Regions from separate parts of the Homo sapiens genome. Here region 2 is linked to region 1. The links are chromatin loops, found by intact Hi-C in ENCODE. Cell type or tissue: MCF 10A. All regions are shown on one strand. Each heading gives the region's core, and the rest is flanking DNA. Links, peaks and the distances in the headings are about the cores only.

What was found. A loop is a pair of places that touch in the nucleus more often than their neighbours do. Peaks named below come from ENCODE experiments on the same cell type or tissue, not always from the same donor. Only the 100,000 strongest peaks of a DNase experiment are listed, where the experiment ranks them.
Region 2: it touches region 1 in a loop (11-fold over the local background); 11 of 110 quality-filtered maps call a loop at or near these places.

The regions. Positions count from the first base shown.
Region 1 is chr9:90,641,462-90,644,376 of GRCh38, reverse strand. DIRAS2 (DIRAS family GTPase 2) reads left to right here and starts at 1,553. Exons shown (of 2, transcript NM_017594.5): 1 at 1,553-1,625. RefSeq lists a silencer at 1,565-1,614. In MCF 10A, for the core only: a CTCF peak has its summit at 1,249 (motif pointing right); no DNase peak of the experiment used is centred there.
Region 2 is chr9:89,597,094-89,600,008 of GRCh38, reverse strand. LOC105376139 (a long non-coding RNA gene) reads left to right here. Exons shown (of 2, transcript XR_930105.3): 2 at 1-1,213. Among named protein-coding and RNA genes, the nearest start is that of GADD45G, 6.5 kb to the left of the region's middle. In MCF 10A, for the core only: a CTCF peak has its summit at 1,704 (motif pointing left); a DNase peak (open chromatin) is centred at 1,698.

The DNA of each region.
Region 1 (2,915 bases), core at 142-2,641:
ATTTGCTCTCCCTGCTTCCATACTAGCACTGGATTTTTGCTTATTTAATCTTTTTACCCTCCTTTGTTTAGTTCTTAAATTCCATTTTGTCATTTAACCTGATAACCTACATTTTGGTTGTCATGGAAAACAACATCCTGACTTATAAAACTGGAAGGTTGTTTCAGGACCCAGAAACTGCATCAGGCAGTGCTCAGAATCCACTGTCATCATATTTGGAGCCTCCTCTGGGATGGGTTTCTGAGTGGCCATATATTCCTTTGCAATGAAGAGGAGACTGTGGAGGACAGGGTGACCACTCTGCTTTTAGACATCATTAGTGTAGGGGCAGGTTTGTTGAAGTAGCCTTAAATGACTTTAGTAAAAAGAGTGTATTTTTATTTTTATATTCCAATGGCTGTAGGATCAAGGCCAGAATTAGGATGAACTGGGGAATAAAATAAGTTTTCTTGACTATAAGTTGTAAAATGCGTAGTTTTTAAGTATGATTTTTAAAAAGCATATTTCCTGTGAATAGCAGGGCAGAATTTTACTATGGAAATGAACTTCAAAGGTTAACATGTTTTAATTATTTAGAAAGTGAAGACGGGATTAAAACAGATAAATAGGATTCTACAACAAAAATCAAATGTAAAGAACTACAGAATATTAATTTTGCTCAAGTCTTTTAGCATATTTGGTATTACAAAAGAATGAGTAATATAACCAAGAGAAGAAATCTTCCTTCAGTCTGTAGTTTAAACTTAACATGGATCAATGTTATGCTCAAGCACTTTTAAAAATGCCTGCACAGAATTGTTAGCCATTAATATTTTTTCTTGCTGATTCACCTGTTTTTTAATCAACGCGTCTTTGACAAAATTGTTTATCAATGTCAGGAAATAAACGTGGTCATTTGCTTGAAATGCTAATGTGAAACCACTCAGTGAAAAAGCAATTCTAATCCAAGCTTGCCAATGGCGGTGTTGTCATAGGATCCTATTAAATTAGAATATATTAATCTACACTGTGTGGTTGGCTATGGTATGGGGCAGGGCATTTCGTCTGCCTTTAAATGAGTCGGTTTTTAAAAGTTAAAATCTGGAAATGGAAAAAAAAAGTCTATATGGTTAGTAGCGATTATAGTTCGCAATGCGAACAAAAGAATCTGGTTCCCTTTCAATGGAATTATTTTAATTCATTAAATTATCAGAAAATTCCAGTCCTCGCCATCTATTCCAAGAGCATGCAGTAGGTGGCACCTAAAAGCTCTTTGGAGGCGAACAGGCGCCATTTAAGCAGGAGCAGCAGCCTCTGCAGCAGTTGGCACATCTGAGAAGGCAGAGATTGAAGAGAGTAGGAGGAGCGTGCAGCGGCGGTGACAGTGCCAGGCCGGAGCGGCTCAGGCCAGCGCAGGTGCAGGGGCTGCGAGCGGGTGGAGCGCGAGGGCGCTGGGCGCAGGGAGCACGGCCGGTGGGCGGTGCAGGGCGCACGGCGGGCGAGCAGCTGACAGCATCGTCACGGCGGCGGGAGGGAGTGCGCTGCGCCTGCCTCCGGGAGGAGCCGCATCCACACACCCTGCGCTGCCCTGTCCTGCGCGAGTGGAGCTCTGAAGAAGCTCTGAGCGGAGTTGTGTTCTTCCCCAGGTAACCGATTTCCCCCTTCTGCCGTGGCTTCGCTGCGTCCGCATTGGGGCACGGGCGGCTTTGGCATGATTGTTTGCCAGCCCCTGGAAAGGGATTACCGCTCTCAGGGAGGGCGAGTCAGCGTGTACTGGAGTTGGTAAGAGGGGAAGAAATCTGCATTTCTGTATCCTTGTTAGGGAGGGTGAGCATCATGCTGTCCTTGTCTAAAACATGTTCTTTTTTAAAAATCTGTATCTTACGTATTATTAGGGATTCCTTCCAAAACAGGATTTACCGTTTTGGAAAATTCTACTGTGCAGGTGTTTCTGTTAATGTGGAAGTTTAATGGATTTAGGAAAAGAGTAAGAAGATGTGGTCTAAAGTGAGAAAAAAGCCAAGCACGCTAGGGACTGCCGTTTGGTTCGGCATGCTTTCATCCTCGACTCCTTCACTTCATGCGCTTGGCCGAGACCTGTCTAAATCTTTTGTTTGTCTTCTTAAAGAATGTGTTTCATGATATCTACATGTGCTCCTTTCCGCTTCCTTGTTGTAAGAGCAGAAGATGGGCAAGGGGCTGCATCCAGTCCTTAGTTGTAAGACTGTGGTTTCCCATCAGATGACAATGACTGCTGACAGCTCCCAGGCTCGCCTGAAAAGCAGTGCTGGCTTCTGGCGTTGTGGGAACCTGCCTCTCTCCTTCTCTCTTGAAAAATGCTGTTTTTCCTCTTTAAAACTCCAATTCACATTCTATGTGGGTTTGGGAGACTTTTAAACTAGAAGCTCTGTGAATCATCTGTTACATCCATTGAATGCTGGAATACAACATTGTGGTGGAATTCAGTTTCTTCCTACTGTGCAGAGACACAGCTTGCCTTCCCTAGGAATTTATTTTACATATTTGCCCTCGTTATCTTTTAAATGGATCCCTTCAGATGTGAGAAGCTAGTCCAGCATATCAGAACTTTTCTGCTTCAAACTAAAAATTTTCAAAAATATTATTTTTGAGGAAGATTTTCCAGGTAACGCTAAAAGTCTGGAGCATTTTACATTTCAAATCAGTCACAATGTGCTCCATTTCCAGTGACATTTGGATTTGAGGAGGTGGAGGGGGAGGGAGAGAAAAGGGGAGGATAAAATTAGAATAAATTTAACAAATTTGTAGGGGAATCATACTTTTTTTTCTTCTTGGTTGTTGTCTGAAATTGAAAATTGTCCACAATTTTATCTATCTCTGGAAATGCAGGAGGCTTTGTGGGCTGGGGACAGGAAGACACATAGTTCATTTTATAGAAATAAAAGATACAGTGGCAA
Region 2 (2,915 bases), core at 277-2,776, 1.0 Mb after region 1:
GATTTCTGGAAATGTTTACATGTAGCATATAATAGAATAATAGAACCACAGAACTTCCACAGTAAAGCCTTCCTTCTTTTATGTTCCAAAAGCTAAAATGTACTAACAACCTCCAAAAGGCACTATGACATTGGAGTTTAAACTTTGTGGAGCAGGACTCAAAGCTGGACTTAGCTGCTTGCTAACTTTGACCTTGAGTGAAGAGTTAGCAGATGATTTAAAGTGTAAAGTAGAAAGAATTCATGCTGGTTAGCCCATTAAATACCCGTTAATTAAGCTCTCCAAAAACGCCATTCAAAAATGTATATGATAATCAAATATTTATTGCAATGTTTCTTAAAATAGTGAAAAATTAGAAAACATTATAGGGGGCTAGTGTTAAATCATGGTGTAACCAGAAATGAAACATTATGCAACCATAAAAAGGAGTTCTGAAGAGTAGTTCCCGGCATGATATAATGTGAAAAAAAGCAAAATACGAAATTGTGCAATTCTAATTTTGCAAAAACTTTCAGCGTACACGACTATCACTGTATAAAGTCACAAAGTAGGAATGGTGATTGTATCTTGGAGTGATGAGATTATAAGTGATTTTTAATTTTCTTCACTATGCTTTACTGCAATTAAACATTTACAATTCAATTTTATTTAACAAAAATATATAAAACTTCTCAAATGGAGTAACTTCAGTACCAGACATCCTCAACCTGACTGCTCTGGAGGTTATTGTGCAGAGCAATCTTTGACCATATGGTCACAGATCCAGAAGCCAGACGTCTGTGGGGCTTTGCTCCTGAGACTGTGACCTTTGATTCCTGCACTCCTCCTCTTGCCATCTGACGCCGGTCTGCGCCTGTGACTGAGTGAAAATCGTCATAACTGTACTCGGAGGTTAACTCTGGCATGACTGGGATGGAATCCCAGGCAACATGCTGGAGGCAGGAAAGAAGGCCAGCCGGCAAGTCAGAACCAAACACCCTGGACGGCACCTTTCCTTACAAATGCGGTTCACAGGACCCTTGGGGATCCTCTGCGCACACTGAGGCAAGCAGCAATGGAAGAAATTATCTTCCACTCCCTTCTTGTTGAAAATGTCTGTTTTCCAGAAATGAATTACAGTAATAGATTATGAAAATTGTTTCCATTGCCTACATAACACAGCAGGGAATTCTAAAATTTCAAAACATGTAATATACTCAACCTGTGCTTGAGACTGTAGGGTATTATTTAATTTTTCAGTGTTTGAATTTTGTCTGTTTGAGAAGGGTGTGGCACTCCTTGAGTACACTATTAGTAGTATTGTTGTTATTTTATTTACTAGACTTTTCCAGGACTTGCTGTGCACCAAGCACTGTTCCAAGCACTTTGAAAACATTGTTTAATTCTCATAACAAACTCGTTATGTAGGTGCTATTATCACCATTTTAGGCATGAGGAATCTTGGGCACAGAGAGGTTGAACAACTTGCTCAAGGTCACACAGCCAGGAGGTGGCAAAGCTGGGTGTTCTGAGCTCCTCTCTGAAGCAAGAGGGAACAGATGAATTTCACTGTGAAACCATTTCTCGAGCCTTTAGAACAAACCATTTGACCACCAAGGACAAGGAGAGCATCCAGGTGAAAATGAGGTTTCAAAACCATTTTTGGTTCTCCTCAGGAACCCTGAATCCAACAGTGCCTGTCCCAATGTCATGGTTGCAGGGTGACATCTTGCGGTCAAAGAGAATATCGCTTCCAGCCCTAAAAAGTAGCTTCTAACACCTCAGCTGGCCTAAACCCTTCCAGGCCTGCAAGTGCTGCCCTGTAAGCGTGTTTCTGGTGAGCCCATGGGCTCTCATCACACATTAAGGTTAATATCCAGATGCAGCAGACCCTGGTAACAGTGGGCTCAGACCCCACTGTGCCACAGCTGGGCAGCCCCCGAGAAGTCAGGCCGGCTCAGAGGATGGTGCAGTAGGGTTTGGTAGTCACAGAGCAGTGTGAACCACCATCAACAAGGAAAAGAGACCCCACCATCAGGGAGCGTTCCTGTGTCAGCTGTAATACCCATGCCCACTTCACAGATAGGAGTACTCAGTTTCAGGGAGTTTAACGACATGCCCAAGGTCACACAGCCAATGGTGGAGCTGGGATTCTAGCCAGCATGTGCCAGGCCTCCAGCCTCAGGTTCATTGGGCCACACCACAGGCAGAACATTGGCTTACAGCTAAACAGCTACCCTGGGGCACAGCCTACTGTGCAACTCAGCTGTACTTGGGAGGATCAGTCAGGGTGTATACCCTGCTTTTCTTACAAAATCAGGAATTCTCTGAATCACCCATGGTCTTCAGTTCTGAATTCCCCTCATCAGCCACACAATGTGAAGTATATAGGTTATTTTTTCTTACTCACAAACCCACAGGCAAATTTAAACTTGGGAGGGACCTGCAAGGTAACTTCCTCCAAAACTCTGCCTAATTTACCAATCTCTTCAGCAACACCCGACATGAACAGCCTGCCACGGGTGAAATCCCATATGCGGCATGACATCCACCCCAGGGAAGGTGAGTCCCACTTGCTGGTGCATTTCCCATGCACCCAACACCTCCCAGCGTTGCCCTCTCAAAAGGAACAGGAGTCACAGCTCCTTCATCTCCAAAGCACGCAGGTGCACCCTGAAGATGCCCATAGACCTCTGCTGCCCAGTGCATCCAGGGCCAGCAGCCTCAGCTTCCCCTGGGAGCTAATTAGCCTCACAGAATCAGAATCTGCCTTTTAACAAGAGCCCAGGGTAATGCATGCATGCATGCACATAAGTGTGTGGTCATTCATTCGCCAAAAGGTGCAAGGTATAGGGTGGATGGGAGGCGCTGTTTCAGAATCTAAGGGGCAGGATGGTGTGAGGCCCCCACAGGAAGCCGCTGTCAGGCAAGGGCAG